Regions from separate parts of the Mus musculus genome. Here all the other regions are linked to region 1. A link is a loop called in an ENCODE intact Hi-C map of the cell type or tissue named here. Cell type or tissue: left cerebral cortex. All regions are shown on one strand.

Region 1 (8,000 bases):
ATTATGTAACTGAATGTTTTACCCTCCACAGTTTCAAAGGAGTAAAAATGTCAGCAGCAGAGTTCCCAGAGTTTAGAGACATACGATTTATGAAATAGTAGAAAAATCACAGTTGAGAATATAAAAAGCTGTGTGCTAGCTCTGGTTATGTTACTCATTAGTGGCCTGGTTTTAGTAAAATCATTTAAAATGATCAAGTTGGCTCCTCGAATGTGAGGTTCACAACTTTTACCTCCTGGTACAAAATTTAGACTTTACATAAAGTCCAACTAAATTGGATCTGTTATTTCCCAGATAATACTTGAAATATTTACTGCTAGGGTGATATTTGAAGGCTCGTGATCCAGAAAAACAAACAAGTTAGAAACGTCAAAAATCTACATGGATTCCTCTAGGCAAATGAAAACGCATCCTTGAGTTCCCTTCCAAGAATGTGTTTATGGAATAGATCACAGGTGACAAACTGAGGTCACCCTCTTTCCAAAATACAATAATTACTTCTCATGGAAATACTTCCTCTACATTTCTACCTAAGGAACTGTGTGGGCCTGTTGCTGAGGAATCAGAGCAAGCCAACTATAGCTAGGTCCTTCCCAGATGACAATCCCCATCAATGGTGCCTTTGAATGCTCCCCAGCCTTCATTCTGTTTCTACACATGGAAACATGGTTCTGAATGCTGTCACTAAGTCAAACTCTCTCATCTCATGTTGCTCTATTCTTCTAGACTAAGCTCCTTATTTCTACCACCCAGGTAAACCAACAACCCCAGCAAAGGCCTAGATCCTTTCCTCTGTGGCAGCCTTATTCACCTCTACATATGTTCTGAGACTCAGCTAAAGTACTCCTAGAAACTTTATTTACCTCTCAAACTGAATAGGTCCTAGCACTTCCCTCTCTAACTCGCATGTCCTATCACAGAAGTAACCATACCATCATTTAATACTTACTTATTTGTATCTATTTCTTATAGTGAATGCATAGCATATATAAATAAACTTTATTTTTCCTCCTCATTCTATTGCCCCTTTTTAGTAGTTGAGGCAGACCTTTAAGTTACTATGTACACAAGGATAAAATTGAACTTCTGATGTTCCTGTATCTACATTTCACCTGCTAGTTTTATAAGCATGAAACATCATACTTGGCTTAGGCCCATTGTGTGTGTGTGTGTGTGTGTGTGTGTGTGTGTGTGTGTGTGTGTGTGTGATTGTGCTCAAAACCAGGGCTTTGTGCTTAGCATGTAAAAATTCTAGTGGTTACATTACATCTCCTGCCTTTCAAAGGAAAAATTTTAAGTATAAGATTTCTTTTTTATCATTATCAATATCCTGACATTCAGTAGACTTTTGTAACATTTGCTAATGAAGTTTTAAAAATGAACAAATGCATAGTTGGTCCATGGCTATACTAACTGAATAAGTGATTCTCTTTTGCTCCACCCTCCATAACATTGCTCCTACCTTGTGTCTCCCTTCCATCTATCCCAATCCTACTCTTCAGTCAGTCCTGATAAAGACCCACCTAGTACATAAGTACATAAGTAAACATACTGAGGATAATGCAAACATAGCATATATTCTGATTATTGAAGAAAGACCTTGCAATATAAGAGGAGAGAAGCAAATAAAAATATTTGTCTATGCTACAAAATGGATGTGACAGGGTGAAGCCATGGAGTCTGTGGGATCAAAGAGGAAAGGACAACACAAGACTGTGGATATAATCCAAGACTCTCTGTGAACAAAGACATCAAGGGCAGATAAGATTTCCAAGTAAAATTTGGAGATTTGTGAAGATATAGAAAAGCCTATGAACATAGATAAAAAAGAATAAAAGATCATAATCTTGGAAAGGAACCTAGAATAAATATCAAGTTAAATTAGTTGTCTAGGACAAGGCGCTCTAATACCTAATTCCAAGACTAATAATACTTCTAATATATAGAATATATTGTCATTAAAATGCATGGTACTGTCTTTCAGAACTCCTCAGAAGAATATGCCCAAATGCAATGCTCTGTCTCCTTAGCTAGTGGGTCTCAACCCTCAGGACTCCTGTTCTCAGTGTTTGTAGCAGACCTGAAAGAGCATTTAGAAGCTCACTTGGTAATACAAACTTAATGTGATTAAACACTTATATCAGACTGACACACCAATTCTATGAAACACTGAAACCATCATAGCCTCTGGCAGTCCCAGTTGCAACTCTGTGGAGCAATGTAAACAAAGTCCACATTGGTTATTTTATTTATTTGCATTTCAAATGTTATCCCCCTTCTCAGTTTCTCCTCCACAAGCCCCCTATCTCCTCCTCCCTCCCTTCTGCCTCTATGAGGGTGCTCACCCACCTACCCACCCACTACTGCCTCAGCAACCTAGCATTCCCCTATCCTGGGTCATTAAGCCCTCCACAGGATCAAGCAGCTCCCCTTCCAGTGATACCAAATAAGGCAACCCTCTGCTACATATCCAGCTGGAGCCCTGGGTACCCCCTCTGTACTCATTTGTTGGTGCTTTAGTCCCTGGGAGCTTTGAGGGTTCTAGTTGGTTGATATTGTTCTTCTATGAGGTTGCAAACCCCCTCAGTTCCTACTGTCCTTGCCCTAACTTCCCCATTAGGGTCTCCACGCTTAGTCCAATGTTTGACTGTGTAGATCAGCATCTGTATTTGTCTGGCTCCTGCTTTAGATTTCTAAAATGGAGTAGAGTAACTGTACAGCCTTTATATAAATGGATTGTCAACTTGGATGTTTAAAAGTCTTTCAATTACTCCACATTTTAAAGCATCTGAACAGAAATGAGGCTCTTACTACAACACATACTAGCTAATATTTTTGAGACATTCTGTGTTTATTTGCTTTATTACCAGTAACTACGCTGAAATGTTGATGTCAATATTTGTATAGATCTCCTGAGGAAAACTTCTCAGAGATGCTTCATTCCCAGGATTGCTAAGCTTGCAGAGATGGAGCCAAGGTCCATATTTGACTTTATCCTACTCTAAAGCCAGGATCAATGTATGTAGATGAGAATTTCTTCCTCATTGCTCTTTACCCATCCTTTAAACATAATGGCCATGGTTGTGGGATCATGAAAAAAGTCTGAAGTCTCAGGCACCCTAATGTCTGATAGTCTACTTTCCTGAGTGGCCTCACTCCTATTGTTAGGTTTCTGTCTAAATGCCTTTAAGGTCTCCAGTAATTCTGACAGTCTGTGACTTTGAGGTTTTAAAATATTCTTATGTAACAACTCCCTCATGAAAGGGTTACGACCCTGTGAGTTGCCTGTTGTGGGCAGATAGGAGGATAAAACCTCATAGAAATTGAATTGAGTTTTCTACATTTTTCAGAGTGAAAAAATAGGCACATAGCTACCAAAAAGTAAAGGTATAAGCCCTTGAGAGATGAACTTAGTTAAGGCAGAGGTTCCTGTGTGACAGCACTGTCAGCAGAAACCTCAGTCAATGTCACAAAAACAGTAAAGACCTGAGAAATATATGTTGTTGCACTTGCTGTAATAGTAGACCATGTTAACCAAGCCATAAGGAAGCACCCAAGTTAGAATCAAAAGACTGGTATCTTTCTATAGGCTCCTTCCTAGTCCACATTTTAAATGATTTCTCTCTTGTTTATAAGCAAAGCCAATAGCTTTCCATTAAAATCCAAGTTAGTTCATGTCTTTAACTCAATTTCTCCCATTGTGATCCTGTCTTCATGCTTTTTTAGCCTTGGTTCTACCCTTTGTTTCTCTTTTTTTTTTTTCAATTAAAATATTCATATTAATTCTTTAAGAATTTCACATAATAAAATTTGATCATAATTAATTCCTAATTCCCCCCTTTAACTCCTCCCAGATCTGCACTGTTACCACTCACTACCTCACTCACATTTGGACAAAGAAAATTTCATTCACTAATTTTTAAAGCACTTAATGAATTTATATGATTGACCCAGATATGCCTATCTACCAAGGCAGTTTTAAGTCATGAAGCTGGAGTGCTGTGCAGAGATAGCAGTGTCAATGAAATGAAGAATACTGACTGTGCCCCTTATTAACTATGAGACATAGCTCAGCTTCTTCATCTGAAAGATGAAGATTACAATCCTGCTTTGTGTTAGCATTTGGTGTCTGGCATTTTGTGGTTGCTTAAACATTCACTGAATCTTAGTCTTGGAGTTGAAGTAAGGAATGGAAACTGACAAAGCATGAGAAAGTGGAATTGGTTGGTTTTTCCTTATAAGACAAAAAAAAGGTGAGTTTTTGAGTAGTCTAGAGTCCGTTGTCTGGAATCCAATGAGATAACAACATAGAATCTACCCAGGCTCTGCTCCTTTTAAGGCTTCCAAAAATTCACTACATAGAATCTTCCAAGCAGCTCCTTCCCTCCTTACACTGTGAGTTCTGCACAGAGCCCTCAGAAAGTTGCCAGCCATGAGATTCTTTTCCCCTCCAATGAAAACACACATGGCACAAACATATGATTCCCATCTGGATCCACCCCCAACTTCCGGCCTGGAGGCTGCTGTGTGGGCAGGAACGTCTGCCTTTGAATTTGCCAGCCTAACCTGGCACCCTGAGCTAGTCCTCTCTGAGGAATAAAGCACAGCTCTGGCTAAGCTCGCATGTCTGTTGCTTCTTTTCAGGGTCCTGTCCATCTTTACCTCTTTCTGGCCAGGTCAGAAAATGTTCATGTAGACCAGGGTCACTTTGCTCAGGCCAAACAAAAGGGTCTTTAGTTCTAGAAAGGAGCAGGCAGACTTTCCTTTAATCCTAGGAACAGATGCTAGCCCAGGAAGAGAAGGCATTTAGGGGCAGGAATTCTTATTAAAATAAACAGACACCACCTCTTTCAGGTCCCCTGATGGCATCATTGACCAGCCACTTCAGTGTTATTACCATCATCATCCCTGCTGGATTCTATGCCCCAGTGAATTGGCAACATTCCTTCTATTTGCAAACAGTTTGAAAATAAGAACCCCAGGAAGGATACAGGCTGGCCAGGCTCCAGGGACTTTCAGCAGCAGCAGTCATGCTAAATCAGGGCTACAGCTTACTTCCTGAACAACAAGTGCTAATATTGCCTCCTTGGCCCTTGATCACCAGGGCTGCCTAATCTCCCCTAAATTCCTCTTTTCCTTTCTTACCTCCTTCTTCCATCTGGGAATATGGAACCTGAGAAAATGAGAAGGCAAATCTTTTAAGAATCTTATAAGAATCTGTGCCTGATATACAAAGAGCTCATGAAGCTGAACTCCAGAAATTCAAATAACCCCATTAAAAATGGGGTACAGAGCTAAACAAAGAATTCTCAACTGAGGAATACCGAATGGCAGAGAAGCACCTGAAAAAATGTTCAACATTCTTAATCATCAGGGAAATGCAAATAAAAACAACCCTGAGATTCCACCTCACACCTGTCAGAATGGCTAAGATCAAAAATTCAGGTGACAGCAGATGCTGGTGAGGATGTGGAGAAAGAGGAACACTCCTCCAGTGTTGGTGGGATTGCAAGCTTGTACAACCACTCTGGAAATCAATCTGGTGGTTCCTCAGATAATTGAACATAGTACTACTGGAAGATCCAGCAATACCTCTCCTGGGCATATAGCCAGAAGATGTTCCAACTGGTAATAAGGACACATGCTCCACTATGTTCATAGCAGCCTTATTTATAATAACCAGAAGCTGGAAAGAACCCAGATGTCCGTCAACAGAGGAATGGATACAGAAAATGAGGTACATTCACACAATGGAGTACTACTCAGCTATTAAAAACAATGAAATTATGAAATTCTTAGGCAAATGGATGTATCTGGAGGATATAATCCTGAGTGAGGTAACCCAATCACAAAAGAACTCACTTTATATGTACTTGTGATAAGTGGATATTAGCCCAGAAACTTAGAATACCCAAGATACAATTTGCAAAACACAAGAAAATCAAGAAGGAAGACCAACACATGGATACTTCATTCCTCCTTAGAATAGGGAACAAAATACCCATGGAAGGAGTTACAGAGACAAAGTTTGGAGCTAAGACAAAAGGATGGACCATCCAAAGACTGCCCCACCCCAGGATCCATCCCATAATCAGCCTCCAAACACAGATACTATTGCATATGCCAGCAAGATTTTGCAGAAAGGACCTTGATATAGCTCTCTCTTGTGAGGCTATGCCAGTGTATTCTGGCAAATACAGAAGTGAATGCTCACAGTCATCTATTGGATGAAACACAGGACCCCCAATAGAGAAGCTAAAGAAAGTACCCAAGGAGCTGGAGAGTTCTGCAACCCTATAGGTGGAATAACAATATGCACTAACCAGTACCCCCAGAGCTCATGTATCTACCTGCATATGTAGCAGTAGATGGCCTAATCGGCCATCATTGGGAAGAGAGGCCCCTTGGTCTTACAAACCTTATATGCTCCAGTACAGGGGAATGCCAGGGCCAAGAAGTAGGAGTGAGTGGTTAAGGGAGCAGGGTAGGGGGAGGGTATAGGGAACTGTCGGGATAGCATTTGAAATGTAATTGAAGAAAATATCTAATAAAAAATTAAAGAAAAAAAAAACAATCTGTGCCTGAGGTCACAAACTATTCATACATTTTCTAACATGGGGCTTTAATTCTTAAAAGATTGGCCTGATAATAGCAATTTCTGAATGATCATCTAAGGCTTGAAGTTTTCCATTTCTTTTCCTCTTAGTCTGATCCTATTGCTACATGTGCCCATGTCTTGTCATCTCTCCTGAACATACCCATCTTCCCGCCCTTCCCCATATCCTTCATTATGATAGTTCCTCTATCATCAAATATTTAAAAAAGAGAAAAACAATGGCTACTGTTATTTACTATGTGTCTATTGTTAATCTGGATCCATAATGAGTTTGTTGTATATGCATTTTATATTTTAACCACGAAAAACAAATCCAAGTAGTACACTCTATAATTAATCTCATCTTGTAGTTGAGCAAGTTAAGCCTAGGAGTTTACAACTGACTTCCTTTAAGGTCCTAGAACTAGTATACAAGACAGTATGACTTAAAATATTATTTAGCACATGAAATGATTTTCTTCTAAAATAGGTCTTCTAACCCTAACCCTAACACCCTGAAACCCTAACCCTGGCCTACCTCAACCTCCTTCAACATGGCAAGAAAGCAGAAAGGAAGAACAAGACTTGGAAAGAAAGGTATACAAGTATGAGCGTTGCTAAGTCTCTCCACAGAGAGGAGATGCTCAGGGTACCAGTGCCTGGAGGTGTAGTAACATGGTCAAATGAAGTTGGTGCAGAATTGAATTCAAATTAAACCTGCATAATGCAAAAATCCTTGCTATTATCACCAAAAGTGGGGGGTTTAATTAGTTTAAATTAAATAAACACAAATATAATAACCCAGCAGTAGCTTAAATAAAAATGGTAATGCAAACATGTGAAGAATTGACAGTCAGTTACAACTGATTACATTAACTCATATGATTAAACAACATTTGATTCATTTTAGTGGAAATCTTGCTAAACTTTACATATATATGTATATGTGTATGTATGTATGTATGTATGTATGTATGTATGTATGTATGTATGTATCTATTTTAAGTATATGCATATACTGCTGCTTTTCTATTCCCACTATACTCTCAGTTTTTACTTATAACTGTGAGTATGAATGGTAACAGGGGGGACTCTTCTCCTTGTTCCAGACTTAAGTGGAAAACATACAGTTTCTTCTCATCAAGTAAACTCTTAGCTTCCAGTTCATAAAGGCATTCTCTATCAGGTAACGAAATACCCTATACTCGGGATCTGATGAGGGTTTTTTTTTTTCCCTCTCGGAGGTGAATGTTAAATTGTACACAATTGCCCTTCCCTTAATTCACTGTCTCACTTCTGCCATCACTGTGCTACCTAACTCATATAATTAATCAGAGGACAGTTATTCCTTAGCTAGTAAGATGAGAATTGGTAACTCTTACTAACTTTGTTTTATTACTTTTTA
Region 2 (8,000 bases), 390 kb before region 1:
TGTTAGGATTCTCATGAAGGGATGAACAGAAAGAATAAGGGGTGTGCTGGAGGGGGAATGCTTGGCAACTGGCTTGAGTGGGTTGTCCTCCTCTTCAGAGATTCTTCAGTCCAGTTGGCCTGGCTGGAAGGTAGAAGCCTGAAAACTTTAGAGGCTGTAGGAAGGGAAGGAGCTCCAGGAGGCTCTCAAAGACTTGTCTTTCATGATACCTAGGTTCTTTGTCAGGTTACAGCAGGCCTTGACCTCCTTATACCTGTCCTAAGAGGTTTCTTATGAGAGTGTATGAGCACAGTTCATGTGTATGTGCGTCAATTTTGTTGTCACTTTGAGCTCCTCTCTCTAAGGATTAATTTCAGTGTACTTTGGGTATATTCATGGCTGATTTGAATCCAGATGCTGATATTTGACTTTACAGCACATGGATGTTTATAGCCTTCTCTAGATTTTTCTGTCATTTTGAAGAAGCTTTCAAAATGAAGCTTTGGGCATTCTCCAGTCTTTCTTGAATACCAACAAGCTGAGTATTTTCTCTTGTAATACTCGCCAACATTCCCATAATGTTTTTTAATTTTTGTTCTGCTTCACCCTTTTTATTTCTTTTGTTTTTTTCTTTAAACTATATTAATTCATTGAGAATTTCATACATTGTAGAATGTCTACAATACATTTTGATCATATTTATTCTGCACTCCTCCACCTAACTCCTCCTAGATCCATCAACCCCTTCCCTACCTGCTCCCTCCCTCCCTCATCTCCCACCACTGAGTTCCATTATTTCTGCTCAAATACTCACGGGTGTAGGGCCATCCATCAGAGAGTGGTCCAACGACCAGGGGCCACACCTCAAAGAAAACTGAGTCTTCAATTCCCAGAAGTCATCAACTAGGAGTTTCTTTTCCCTCACTTTCTCCATTTCCCCCATGTAAAATCTTTACTGGCTTGATCTCCTGCAGTCTGCCACAGCCGTTGTGAGCTCATTTGTGCAGCTGTCGGATGAATCCAAAAGATACAAGTCCTCACTCTTGTCTTCTGCAATAGTCCTTGAGCCTTGTGGGACAGTGGTGTGTGATGGCAGTCCCATTTGCGGTTGGGCACTCCACAGACACTTATTCCCATGTGGCTTTTCCAATAGGCTGTCTCCAAGCTCACCCAGTCTTCTCTTGTTTTGTTTTGCTAGTTATGACTTCTACTACACTTTTCATTTTGTTTAGTGTGCTTTTCAGTGCAAAGATCTGCTTGATTACAGAATAAATTCACTTCCACTGATGAAGTACTCAATTTCTTCTCTGTGTCTTTAAGGTGTTCATTGAGTCTCTTGACAGCATATGTTTAAATTCTTGTCCTGAGAATTGCACAGATCAGTTGATACAGCATGGCCCGTTTCTGGCATTTTATTTTCTTCCTAGGTATAGTATTAACTGCTCCAAAGGATTTTTTTTTTTTTTTTAGTGTTCTAGGTATAGTATTAACTGCTCCAAAGGATTTTTTTTTTTTTTAGTGTTTACCAAATTTTTAAGTAAAATCACAATAAATAAAAGCACCCCAATCACATGTCCAAATTACCCAGAGCTGAAGTCTGTACAACCCAGTGAACTTCTATTTAGTTAGAATAACCATTTGGAATGGAAGCTGTCCAATGTCACGTTAAATTTTATACTTTAAGTGTCGAATACCTTTAATGCATTTAGCCACCACGAAAAGCAAAAACATCCATGAAACAGATGAAATACAACAATTAACTTTATATCCCTGAAAGTTTTTGGAGGTTGTTGGCATATGACATTGACTATTCAGACTCCTCCCAATTTGGCTTTGCGTTTTCCCTTCCAGAAATGGTAAGCCAAGTTTCTGCCACTATATTAGCACTAGGTGGTGAGCTAAGCTTAGGTTTGCTGTGAGTTCTGGCTGATGTGTTGTCACTATTTTAGCACTAGAGGGCTCCACAGTTCCAAGTCTGTGCCCTCTTCACAGCTGCTATGTTGTTAGGAAATAGGTTATTGTTTTAAAATAGCCAAAAAAGGCTATCCTGTCCTAGCGAGCCTCTACTTGGGGCTCAGGTAGGCCCACAGACTTCATCCATAAATACCACCCTACAGTCAGGCACTCTGAGGTTCTGCATGGACAAACTTCATAGGCAGTAAAATGCCAGCCCTAGGTTCCTATGCAATGATGTGATGCCATTCTCCTTTTCTCCAGCTGGACACTGCCTGTGATCAGTGGTAAGCTAGGCAGGCATATCCAGGGCCATCAACATCACAATGCCAGGCTGCACCAGAGCTTAGAACCCAATCTGAGTAGTATAGCACAGGGACAGGACCAAGGACCACACTCCTGTGGTCTTACTGCTATAATGGTGGACTTGTGGGCTAAGGCCACTGCAGGATAAAAGTCTGAATAGGGTTCCAGGCTCTACCTGGTAGAAAAGTTAGGCATCGGTGTGAGGGTACAGTCATTGGTAACTCCTCTTAGAGTTCAACCAGATAGCACTGTGCTCAAAGACACATCTCATGCTTACTTCTGTATCCTACTTTGTCAAGTCTATGGTATTTCTCATTGCTGTAAGGCACAAAGAGCGGAAGGGCTAGTGGAGGCACTCCCTTGGCTGCAGGTACAAGTCTAGGGATGGTGGAGGTGGGAATCTGCTGAGTACTGGGCTGCAAGTACCAAGCTTAGACTTACTTGTCCCTCCCTTTTCCAAGTACAAGTCCATCTCTCTATATCGCTTTGCTTGGGACTTGGGGAATCCAGGTCACCTTTTCCTTTCTTCTTTGAATTTTTCTTATTATTATGCTAAAAGCAGGGACTAATATATCTGTGCTGCCTCTCTTAGTACTTGTAAAAATAGTTTCTTAAATGATGTTTTTGTGGACAGGTGATCACAAGGATGATTTTATTTTGCTTATTTTAATTTTAAGGGAACATTCATACAGCATTTGATAATGGCTTACAAGGTTTGTTTAGTTTAGCTTCTAATTGTCCCCCACCCCCAGCAGAGGTATGAGTGTATCCCCGCCGTTCTTTCTTCCATCTTATGTGCTAGTCCCTTAGTCCTAAACATTCAGCTACACTTCTTTTTTAGTTGGCTGCTTCCTACTCATTTTCTAAAGCTCAGATGTTCATGGTTACTACCATCTATAGACTGAAGTACTTATGAAATGCCAAGATTATGAGGTAATACAAGACTCTCTCCATCTGTCAGCCTTTCCTGAGCTCTGGGACGATTTCCCTGCTATCCCCCACAGCACGTTTGCTAACATCCTATGATTGCCTGTTGTTGTTTTTCCCCTCACTTGACTGAGCTCCTTGAAAGTGACAATTGTGTCCCACTCACATTGTGGTCTCAGCATCTAATCACAGAGCACAGCGCAAAATAAATACCCAAGAGATATTTTTTAATAAATTAATACGTAAACAGAATTGGAAGCTACTATAGATGTGCACACAGCTGGAGATCTGATGGTAAGGGGCTTAAATCTTTCCTTTGTTCTAGTTCGTTAGAGTTGCTATGTCTTTCTGCTCAGCACTTGTTAGATAACTAGTGGAATAAACCGGAAAAGGGTCTGATTACTCATAAACAAAATAGAAGGCATTAATTGTAGTTGCTCAGGCCCTCGTTTCTCAGCTACAGTCCCCCAGGGGGCCCTCCTGTTCCAGGCTGCCTACTCTACTAGCCCTCTGCAGAGGATGAAGCATGAACTTAGCTATAGCAGCAGCTTTTCGGGAGCTGCCACAGAATGAATCGCCTGTTATCGGCCAGGCATTGAACTTTGCGCTCTGCATCTATCACTTGACTCAAATCTTGATGATTGTCCTTATTGTTTTTATTCTAAGCAACATAGCTTTTCCCCTCTGTATGAGAGTATATCAACTATACAAAATAATGAGTTTCAATGGGATAGAACATACTGTGCAGATTATGTACCTTGATCATATTTGAATCTGTTCTTACTAACAAATTTGAACCATAGACATGATTCTTTCCATTCAGATGAGGAAGGAGAAAAAGATCTTATGTGTCAATTATTATTATTATTTTTTAAAGAAGCATAGGCTAAAATGTTTCAGCTCAGTGTTCAAAGACTATTCTGACTGGCTCTAGGACTCAATACCCTCCACTCCTATCCTATTTCCCTGCTTCTTGTGGCCTCTTTGCTATAAACACACAGTATGTGCTCAAGAAGAACATAATGAATTATTTTCATTCTCCTTTCGAAATGTTGCAATTTCTCTGAATCAAACCTTTCTTCTCTTAGCCAGCTCCTGTGTGTGGGCAGATGGCAGATGGTGACAATTGTCCACTGCTTGTCTGAATATCACATTTGTATCCTATTCAAAACCACACTTGCAAAGCCATGTCTATGGATATAGTTGGAACAGAGAATAAAGGATGAATGAGCACTTCTTCATCAGGCTATTATGTCCTTAAATGTAAAAGTTATTTCCTCTGCAACTGGAGTGCTGCATGAGAACCACCTTGTCTCTGCTCCAAAGGCTCTGACATCACTGTTCCAGCATGATTTCTGCAGCTGTCTCTAGCAAGAGAACACTGAGGACCTAGTGCTTGCCCCACTCAGAAGGAGAAACCATCACGGAGAGGTGGAAGTACCAATAGCTTCCACCCTGATCTCACTATGTAGTTTTGCCTGGAGCTCTCCATATAAACCATCCAGGCCCCAGAGTCGCAGAGATCTGCCTGCTTCTGCCTCCTGAGTGCTGGAATCAAGGGTGTGTGCCACCATGCTAGTATCGATGGCTTTCAAAACAAGATATATGGTGTGTGTGTATTTGGTACACATGCGGGGCTATAGGGAGGGAGGGGGGAGGGGAAGGAGGGAGGGAATGAAGGAGGGGAGGAGACATACACACACACACACACACACACACACACACACACACACACACACACACACACGGCAGTCAATTCCCCAAAACTGCCCTGCTACCCCATTTCACTACAGCCTGTAGTTAGATATAAATGATATACTTTTTAAATAATTAGAAATGAACAGAAAAGTCACACTCTGGGCATGTGAAAATTATATAAGATAGGAGCTTCAATGCCTGGCAAGCTTGGTGGGAGCACAGACACATGCATTTGTTTATGTACTTCTGGCTTGAAAGTGAGAGCCGATCAGTCATGGCAGAGATTGTTTAGGCCACAAAGCTTGAAATGTTGACTCCATTGTCATTTACAAAAGTTTCCCCATCATGTGGCTTAGTTCAAACTCCACACCCCACAGCTACCTCAAAGGCAGAGGTTTTACGCATGCTATTCAATTACAGCACAAAGCAGGAGATGCAAGACTACATTTGGCTATATAATGTAGGGTCCTATGGAAAAATGAATGAGCTGGCTCTCTGTATAGAAAGTGGGGAAAACACGTCATTAAAGACATGAGAACATAAAAATTATTCCTTCTTTTTATGTTTCTCCCTAACTATTATTTTATTTTGAAATTTGTATTTAATTTCCTTCAACACACATGGGGATGGTTCTGAGGGAAGTACAGATCTGTACATCAGAAGTACATCAGGTGCCCAAGGGTGCCCCTTGAAGCAGAGTAAGTGCACATGGCATAGGTTTCTGGGTCTCTTTCTCCAGCCTCTCCTTGCCAGCTGCAAGCTGTGGAGATGGAAAACCTGAACCAGACAGTCCCCATTCCATGGGTCACTTGCCCACTTACAGATGTAAACTTGCAAGAATGTGACCAATCTCATACATGAATGAGTTAGGCACCTGGATGTGCTGGCAGAGGCTTGTTCCTGCCAGGTTATCTGCTGCTGAACATTGCAACCTGGTATGTGGGCCAATGGAGGTGGGGGCACTAGGAAGTGAAGGAGCAGGTGGCCAACAACTCTGTCTGAGGAGATCTGGAGGCAGTAGGGGGTGGACCTAGACATGAGCTGAGAGTTCAGGTTTGCTTTATTGTCTTACCTGACCTTTCTTGAAAAAAATATAAACACAAAGATTAGTTTCTATGAGTTTTAGACAGATGCCAAGAGCATACTCCTTCTGAGTGTGCATCCTGTGTTCCTGCATTGTCTTATATTTCTATTTGATTATAGGTGTTTACTATATTTAACAGTGGGATATCTAGAAGTAAGTAATTGACAAGATTTGGCTAGCAGACTGAGGTTTGCTGATTTTGATCTAGATGATCTGTAAGGTGTCCCTCACTATCACCTGCCACCCCAATAATTGTGTCGGATGTGACTTAGTGTATGATGGAGGAGTGTCTAGATGCCTATCCCTACTACTTCCTGACTCAGGACCACTGTGTCTTCATTGTCAGTGTATATCATCTTAAGAGTTCATGTGCAATAACAGAATGGCAATGTTCTAAAGCCTGTTGCCAGCCTCACACTTCTCTGGGAGTGTCTTCCAGGAGCTCAGTCAGCCAAAGATTATTACAGGCATCAACATATCAGCTTCCAGTTTTACTCCTTGGTTTCAGGATGTTTAAAGCCATTTAAGATGGTAAAGTCAGTAGATAAGTGTGAAAAAGCTGAAGATGTGATATCTTAGGAATGAAAGTAGTAAATTCATCTGAGGGCATCATGGGGAAGCTTCCTATACAGGATACCTTAATTCTAGTTCTTACATGATAAATATGATTCCTATAGACAGAAAAGAAGGAAGGGGACCTTGACGGTTCTTATAGAGGCTTCTGCAGGAGCAATGCCTCAGAGATTGGAAAGTAGGTGTGTACCTCTGAAAAGATAATATACTAGTCCGACTGGGGCATAGAGGACAAGGTGATGTGTGGGAGACAGTTCTGCAAAAGGGCATAAGTGTCTTTTTTTCTCTATTTAGGAGTGTTCATTGCATTCTTGAGAAAACTTGAAGCCAAAAGAGTTTAGGGAAGGAGAGTTCTTGCCAATAAGTATACTAGTCCATAAAAAAAAAATGTCTATAGAGAATAAGAATGGTTTGGTGTAGCCTATCATCACTAAAGAGACAGGCACAGTGTCTTAGTCAGGGTTTCTATTCCTGCACAAACATCATGGCCAAGAAGCACTTGGGGAGGAAAGGGTTTATTCAGCTTACTCTTCCACATTGCTGTTCATCACCAAAGGAAGTCAGGACTGGAACTCAAACAGGTCAGGAAGCAGGAGCTGATGCAGAGGCCATGGAGGGATGTTTTTTACTGGCTTGCTTCCCCTGGCTTGCTCAGCTTGCTCTCTTATAGAACCAAGACTACCAGCCCAGAGATGGCACCCCCCACAAGGAGACCGCCCCCCTTGATCACTAATTGAGAAAATGCCTTACAGCTGGATCTCATGGAGGCATTTCCCCAACTGAAGCTCCTTTCTTTATGATAACTCCAGCCTGTGTCAAGTTGATACACAAAACTAGCCAGTACACACAGGAAAGGTGAGATAGAGCAGGCATTTGTAGGATGGCCTCTTAGGTGCTTCATATACCTATGGACAGCACTCCATGGGGACTATGTTACTAGTTGTCCTTTGTAAGTGTTCAGAGGGGACAGCAATCTTTTTGAAAAGTACCCAATAGGCAGGAGGAAGAAGCAACATCTTGGTGTCTGTCTTAACACTGGGCTCAAACCTTTATTGGTATGCAACACTGTTTGTCAAAACTTTCAAGCAAGTATCTAGGAGCCAACAGATCCCCAGTGAGGATAGAACTTACTTGTTAATCTATTCCTCCTGAACCTCCAGGTGGACATGACCACTACTTTCACCAAGGCTCCAACTAGCACTGCCTACGTTCGCTGAGATAACCGGCATATGAAACTTTGGGCTTCTAGAAGGCCTCTGTGTTCTGTGTTCCAAGTGTTTGGTACAGGTTAAAATGTCAGTCCCTCTGAAGAATGAGTGGGTATGCTAATGACTGGGTTGGGATCTTCTAATGACTCCTGGAATCCATCCCCCTCTAAACTAGAAGCCAAAGCCAAAAGCAACCTCCACAGTTTTCAGAAGAAGGCACCAAGGAATGAAGGATGATACCCAGTTCCAGCATCAGAACCAAATTTACTGCA
Region 3 (8,000 bases), 100 kb before region 1:
ATCTCTATTATAAAATTTGCACTGAATAGTTATTAGTCATTTAGTATAATGAAAGCATCTCTATGAGGACTCTGACATACATAATCAGTTAAGTGTTAAATGAATTCTGGATGAAGGTTTATTCTTTGCCTTCAAATAATAACTGCTACTACTCTTCATTGTGTTATTTAGTTATCAAAAGCCGTAGCATGTGCTTTTACATATATTTTTATAAAAATCTGTAACATCATCACATCCTTTTCACAGATAAGGAATCTGAAGTAAAAAGTCTCAGGGATGTTTTTGAAATGCCACATGACTCAATTTCCTTCTTTTTCCTCCATATCCTTTTAAAGGCTTTTAAAATTATTTTTATCAAAAAATAATTTTTACTGTTTTCCTTTAAAAGATTAAATTATTAATTATTTGTGGATGAATGAACAACCTTATGCTAATTCAAATGTGTTATTCTATAACTGAAATATTTTTGCGACATCAAAATGGAAAATAAAAGAGACATTTCATGGAGAGTGTGTTCAGCCCAGGACAGCACTGGAAAAGCTACTAATAAAAGCAGTAGGCATCTTAAAAGCAATTACATGGCTTTGATGGAATGTTGTTGTTTTTGTCCCTGAGAGACATCTTTCCTGCATGTTAGAGATGCACTTGGGCTATGAGCAGGACAGCCATTTGTTAGAGAACATTGAAATGATAGGTGGAAAATTCATTTTCTAAAGAGGAAAGGGCAACATCCAAAAGGAAAAGAATATTATGTTGCTACTTCCAGGGTCCTATTAAAAACAAAGGCCTGCGAAATAGCATTTCCAGGGTAGAAAAGCAATACACTTTCAAATAACTTCATCAAGAGGAAGCTGGGACAAAGACAAGGGTAGAATTTTAACTATATAGGAACTGCAGCAGGGCCAGGTAGTGTTTGTTATTCTAGAAGATATTTGGGGGTCATTTTGTGCTCAGTACTTTTTTAAATGAAAGTTCACCCAAAGCTATATAATGATGGAAAGAGATAACATTTATATTGCATCAGAATCAACAACAGAAACGGTCCACAACTAGGAGATAAAAGAATGGTTAAAATAATTATTATATCTTCAAGTAGTTAGGAATGTGGTGTCTCTAAACTATCCTAATCTAGTAAAGACTCCTGAGCATAATTGAGGCACATTAAGATATTGACCAAAATTTTAAGCAGTTTGTTAATACACAGTTACACAAATGTTTCTTTGACAGTATGTGTCAGTAATGACTATGAAGGCTGTGAGATAGAAACCTCTTTAAATATGTATGGAAATGAGCTCACAAAATCCCATTCGGATAACCAAAATGACATGTGTTACTGAAGAACAGTGGAACAATCATGGATTTTAGAGTCAGTCTTGTAAATTAAATCCCACTACAACATAGTATTTTCATGGCCTCAAATGATGCTTTGCTTTGTTCATAGGAACTGGAAAAGAAAATCACCTGATTGTTAGGCTCTTCTTTATTAGAGTTTAAATGAGATCATGTATGTAAGTTTTGCTAATGAAACATCAACATGATGAAAGATTTGTGAAATGGCTTAATGTGGGTAGCTAGCCCACACTGGCTAGAGGTGTCCTTGCAAAAAGCTTGCCTGGAAGCCCATAGATGAGTAGATATGAGCCCTTAACTACTTTCTTTCTTGTATGCTACCCTCCCCCCCCGGACATAACTGGAAGCCACTGCATGTTTACAAGTATTTATTGAGTGCACACTATAATTTCAGTTGTTGGAAATGCATTAAATAGTACAAACTCTTATGAAGATTTTCTTTTTCTTGAGTTATTGTACCAACCTTTGGATTTCCATCCTACCTTTTGACTATGTGTATTTTACTGCGAACATAATCTATTTAAAAATATTTTAAAATCATGCTGATCCTCTTTAAAAAACTCAATGGCTTTTTGTCCTTCTCCAGCCATAGAATTTAGTTTTCCTATTTAAAGACATAACAGTTGTTTATAAATGGCTCCTAGCCAAGAACATTTGCTTTATCACTATTTCCTACCTCATAGCTCTTACTGGTCTACCTTCTTTTGTCCTGCTCTAAACTACAGGAAGTGTTATGTCTTTTAATTCTTATGACCAGACTGAGTAGTTATTTTCTTTCCCCTTGACACACATCTCCTACTAATACTCCCACTGTTAAATACTTCTGCAGAAAATTCTTGACAAAATACATCAAAATGAAGGGAGAAGAAACTTCTACACCCTTTGCCCACTATACTGTGTAATCCACCCACCATGTGTCTGTTACCATAAGCCTGATGCTTACAGAGGTACGATAGAGAGTGATAACAATGGGGTAGATATTATTTCCTCCAACAAAAATACAGTCTAAGAAAACAACTGATGTTGGACCAAGAGAAGCTTGGCACTTAATCTATATAGTTCCTTTTCTCCTTAACTTTAAAACATAACCTAATTTTTCTTCCAAATTTGTTTTGAGAACAAAACCTAAGTCTGAAATGATTCTATTTCATTTATCTTACCTCAAGTTAATTTTTAAGAAAATCAGCCTTATTTTTTATATTTGAGGTATATCTCATGATGTTATGGGCTATATACCAATAGTTTTAAAAAAACGTTACTATAATGAGAAAAATAACATATCTAGCCATATCAGAAATAATTATTTAAATTATCCAAAAATATTAGATTAATGAGATTTTCTAAATTACTATAATATGTAGTTATCTCTAGACTACATAGTTTCTAGGGTCCAAGGTAATTGCTTAAGTATCCATAGCTGAATTCACTACATTTTTTTCTTTTTATTCATATTCCCTGGCTTTTCTCCTACTGGAGCTCTTGCTGAGTTGTTTCTATCCAGAACTGACTCACTCTTTGGTAATAAAGAAAATCTTCATCTGGCTTTCTTGGAAAATAGCTTCACGGTTGGGAGGAGTATGTGAGTTTTGAATGTGTGCATGTGCGCATGTGTGTGCTGCCTGCATATGTGGATTCAACAAGAGCTAAGTTCTGACATTTCACGAATAAGAGTTCCTCTCCGAGCAAGCCAAATTAAGCATGGCCTGGTTCTAGGTTTCTTTGGAACAATGATTTGAATTAATTTTGTTTTTATAGCTCAAAGAAAATCTGTGTGTTACTCATAAAACCAGCAGTCTGTGAGCCAAATGGGATGAGAAAGGGAAGATCTCTTAGGGCCATGCCAAATTCTTCCTACTTCCCTTCCTCCCATTTAGGAAATAACCAAGAACGTATCTTTGATGGGACAGCAATGTGTGTCCACAATAAGGGCAGCTGTGATTAAGCTCCTCACCCTACAGAATTTATCTTAAATTACTCTAATTACTAGCTATTTGGTTTCAAGTACATATAACAATCTGTGATGCTGGAGAAGCCAATCTGGTAGTAGGCAGAAGTGAGATAGCATTGCTCAAAAGGAAAGTCATACTGACTGAAGAGGAAACATCATCTACAAAGAGAATGAAAACCATCAGAATGCTTAATTGGAAGACAAGCTAATCACTGAAAGCATGGACTAACAAGTCAGAGAAATGACAGTTTTGCAAACATGGCTCTGAGGTTCTCTTGTGGCTATGTATAAAGGAAGGAGAGAGGCCAGTGTTTAGGAGAAATCAAGATAGGCTTGCTTTAACTACTCAAAAATATAGATATAGAAGTAATATTCAATTAAGAAAATCAGGCAATGGAGAAAGCTATAAAGGGATATAGCAATAGAAGAGTGCTTCCAATACCTAGGCTCCACCCTTCACAGGACCACACCAGTGGTCAGGGTGCTTGTTATTGGTCAGTTGGTTGATTTGTATCTTTGGTTAACTTGTCACTGAAATCCTGTATATTTTTTTTCCAGGTCACCCTTAAAGGAAGGAAGTTTAAGATGAGGTCACAGAAATGCAGATTAGGAATAGGAAATTGTTTCCTCTTAAATGTTTTCTCATGTTCTTAAATTTCTTCTACATTTCTGCCTACTTTTTTTTTCAATTCAGACCTTGACACATCTTATAAGCTTTTTTTTTCTTTTTTATGGTGTTTAACTTATTTATTTTGATCTTTAAAATTGATCTCATAGTTAGCATGCAATATAATGGGTTCAATTGTAAATTTTTTTTATAGCTTTGGCTGTCCTAGAACTCACTCTATAGACCAGGCTGCCTTCAAACTCATAAAGATCCACCTGCCTCTGCATCTGGAGTGCTGTGACTGTAGATGCAAGCAGAACCACTGTCCAGCAATTAGGATAATTTTATACACACACACACACACACACACACACACACACACACACACACACACATAATTACTTTATGCTTTTATTCCCTCCGAGGCTCCACTTTTCCTCTTGCTTGTCTTATTCCTCTGCTTTCATGGCATATGTATTTCTCTGCCCTCTCTTATTTCTCCCTTTTGACATCTTCCTTTATTCTTACAGTTCTCTTTCTACTTTTATTACACTTTACAATATGTGAACACATATTTAAATTTGGATTCTACATGAGAGAAAGCATGCTATATCCATGAGTCAGCTTTACATCCTTTAACAACCTCTCATTCCACACATTTCCTGAATGTGCCATGATCTCATTTTTCTTTACAGTTAAATAAAATTCTATTGTGTATATCTACCACATTTTCCATGTAAACTCATTTCTTTTTTGATGAGTAAGATGAGTAGTTCCATGTCTTGATTATTGTGGATAATGCAGCAGGTAACAAAGAGTAAGGATATCTGTGGTGTGGTGTGCTGACCTGAGCTTGTTCAGTGATATATACAGGCATTATACAATTATACAAATAATGGCTAGGACATATGGTACTTCTGATTTGAGTTTATATGAGGAATCTCTATATTGCTTTCCATAGTACCTGGATCAATTTCTGTTCCATATACAATGTGTGACAGTTCTCTATTCCCAGTATCCTTTCAAGCATCTGTTGTCATTTGTTCTTCTTCTTATTTTTTTTACTTTTATTTTTATTTTATTTTATTTTATTTTTAATATTTTTATTAGGTATTTCCTCATTTACATTTCCAATGCTATCCAAAAAGTCCCCCATTCCCTCCCCCCCCACTCCCCTACCCACCCACTCCCACTTTTTGGCCCTGGCGTTCCCCTGTACTGGGGCATATAAAGTTTGCATGACCAATGGGCCTCTCTTTCCAGTGATGGCCAAATAGGCCATCTTTGATACATATGCAGCTAGAGTCAAGATCTCCGGGGTACTGCTTAGTTCATATTGTTGTTCCACCTATAGGGTTGCAGTTCCCTTTAGCTCCTTGGGTACTTTCTCTAGCTCCTCCATTGGGGGTCCTGTGATCCATCCAATAGCTGACTGTGAGCATCCACTTCTGTGTTTGCTAGGCCCCAGCATAGTCACACAAGAGACAGCTATATCAGGGTCCTTTCAGCAAAATCTTGCTAGTGTATGCAATGGTGTCAGTGTTTGGAGGCTGATTATAGGATGGATCCCTGGATATGGCAGTCTCAAGATGGTCCATTCTTTTGTCTCAGCTCAAAACTTTGTCTCTGTAATTCCTTCCATGGGTGCTTTGTTCCCAATTCTAAGAAGGGGCAAAGTGTCCACACTTTGGTCTTCGTTCGTCTTGAGTTTCATGTGTTTCACAAATTGTATCTTATATCTTGGGTATTCTAAGTTTCTGGGCTAATATCCACTTATCAGTGAGAACATATCATTTGAGTTCTTTTGTGATTGGGTTACCTCATTCAGTATGATGCCCTCCAGGTCCAACCATTTGCCTAGGAATTTCATAAATTCATTCTTTTCAATATCTGAGTAGTACTCCATTGTGTAAATGTACCACATTTTCTGTATCCACTCCTCTGTTGAGGGGCATCTGGGTTCTTTCCAGCTTCTGGCTATTATAAATAAGGCTGCTATGAACATAGTGGAGCATGTGTCCTTCTTACCGGTTAGAACATCTTCTGGATATATGCCCAGGAGAGGTATTGTGGGATCCTCCAGTAGTACTATGTCCAATTTTCTGAGGAACCACCAGACTGATTTCCAGAGTGGTTGTACAAGTTTGCAATCCCACCAACAATGGAGGAGTGTTCCTCTTTCTCCACATCCTCGCCAGCATCTGCTGTCACCTGAATTTTTGATCTTAGCCATTCTGACTGGTGTGAGGTGGAATCTCAGGGTTGTTTTGATTTGCATTTCCCTGATGATTAAGGATGCTGAACATTTTTTTCAGGTGCTTCTCAGCCATTCAGTATTCCTCAGGTGAGAATTCTTTGTTTAGCTCTGGCCCCATTTTTTAATGGGGTTATTTGATTTTCTGGAGTCCACCTTCTTGAGTTCTTTATATATATTGGATATTAGTCCCCTATCTGATTTAGGATAGGCAAAGATCCTTTCCCAATCTGTTGGTGGCCTTTTTGTCTTATTGACGGTGTCTTTTGCCTTACAGCAGCTTTGCAGTTTCATGAGGTCCCATTTGTCAATTCTCAATCTTACAGCACAAGCCATTGCTGTTCTATTCAGGAAATTTTCCCCTGTGCCCATATCTTGGAGGCTTTTCCCCACTTTCTCCTCTATAAGTTTCAGTGTCTCTGGTTTTATGTGGAGTTCCTTGATCCACTTTGATTTGACCTTTGTACAAGGAGATAGGAATGGATCAATTCGCATTCTTCTACATGATAACCACCAGTTGTGCCAGCACCATTTGTTGAAAATGCTGTCTTTTTTCCACTGGATGGTTTTTGCTCCCTTGTCAAAGATCAAGTGACCATAGGTGTGTGGGTTCCATTTGTTTCTTCACAACAGCCATTCTACCTTCAGAACACTTGTTTGTCTGTGGTAATACTCCCTTCTTTTTTCAGCTCCTGTACATCAATTTCACCTGAGAACTGGGATGTGTAATCAGGTCACAATCTTACCATCCATGTTGCCCTTTCACCTGTTCTAATGTTTGTGCAAGTTTGGAACCTGGTGCTCAAGTTGAGGCAATGAATGGTCCTAAGAGTGTAGAAGACCCAGAGAAGACAGTCTAAGTGTTCAATGAAAGCAAGATGAAATACCTTGATTTAATAACTCAAGGACTTAAAACATTTGTAAACTTCTTTCCTAGACACAAGCTCCTTGCTTCTGTTTGGTCCAAGGCCAAAAATTACATTTGCATTAGTCTCTCTTCCCACTCCCCCTTAGCCAATGCTAACCTCATCTCTGCTTCCTACAAATAAACCTTATCTTCCCAGCAGCTTCACTGCATCCAAGTCACAGAATGAGAGAAATGATTGAAATAAGGGAGTTTTTCCTAATGTGGAATAAAAAAATCTACAAGTTTGTGGAATCCAAAAATGCAGTCATAACGTTCTTTGAACAATGATCATGTCTATAAGTGCTACTTCATTTAAAAAATATTTCCCTGCCCTTCCTCAAAAAAAGAAGAAAAATAAGAAAAAAGAAAATGTTTCCCCAAATAAATTGTATGAACATATTTAAAATTTATAGTTCAGTAAAATTTTTCAGTAGATATATAAGCCACACAACCTAAAGCTTATGAGAATAGACATTAAAGGATCTTTATGGTAATTTCATACAGTATATTTGCTTTGGGAATAAGGTGGAACTGCAACAGATCCATGTTGACATTGTTGGGACACACTTTCACTGGGAATCATGCTAGGATATTTTGACAACCAGTCACTACCTATTTAAATAGGAACCTGACTCTCCACTTTTACTCCTAAGCCATTTATCTAATGAGAATACACACACACACACACACACACACACACACACACACACACACACACACACACACTGTTTTCTTTCTAAAGAGCTGGAATGCTTTTTGGAATCTGAAGGAACAAGAAAGTTAAGGGAGAATCAATAGAAACTAAATATAGATGGATGAAGGTTGTTAAAGGGACACAGGGAACAAAGAAAAGAGGGAACAGACTTATTTACTGAGGAAAATTATGTTGTCTTCCTCAATGCTCTTGAAAGGGGAATGTGAGACAGCTAAGAGT

What was found. Peaks named below come from ENCODE experiments on the same cell type or tissue, not always from the same donor. Only the 100,000 strongest peaks of a DNase experiment are listed, where the experiment ranks them.
Region 2: it touches region 1 in a loop (7-fold over the local background); 2 of 42 quality-filtered maps call a loop at or near these places.
Region 3: a loop joins it to region 1, with 12 times the contacts of the local background. A loop is called at or near these places in 3 of 42 quality-filtered maps.

Annotation. Positions count from the first base shown.
Region 1 is chr4:110,913,232-110,921,231 of GRCm38, reverse strand. The region is part of intron 3 of Agbl4 (ATP/GTP binding protein-like 4); the gene reads right to left. Among named protein-coding and RNA genes, the nearest start is that of Bend5, 500 kb to the left of the region's middle. In left cerebral cortex, no CTCF peak of the experiment used is centred here; DNase peaks (open chromatin) are centred at 4,488 and 4,946; H3K27ac peaks cover 1,687 bases.
Region 2 is chr4:111,303,019-111,311,018 of GRCm38, reverse strand. The region is part of intron 5 of Agbl4 (ATP/GTP binding protein-like 4); the gene reads right to left. Among named protein-coding and RNA genes, the nearest start is that of Bend5, 110 kb to the left of the region's middle. In left cerebral cortex, a CTCF peak has its summit at 1,918 (motif pointing right); DNase peaks (open chromatin) are centred at 3,184, 3,644, 4,303, 6,360 and 2 more places; H3K27ac peaks cover 2,223 bases.
Region 3 is chr4:111,014,594-111,022,593 of GRCm38, reverse strand. The region is part of intron 4 of Agbl4 (ATP/GTP binding protein-like 4); the gene reads right to left. Among named protein-coding and RNA genes, the nearest start is that of Bend5, 400 kb to the left of the region's middle. In left cerebral cortex, no CTCF peak of the experiment used is centred here; DNase peaks (open chromatin) are centred at 2,209, 3,007 and 4,524; H3K27ac peaks cover 1,867 bases.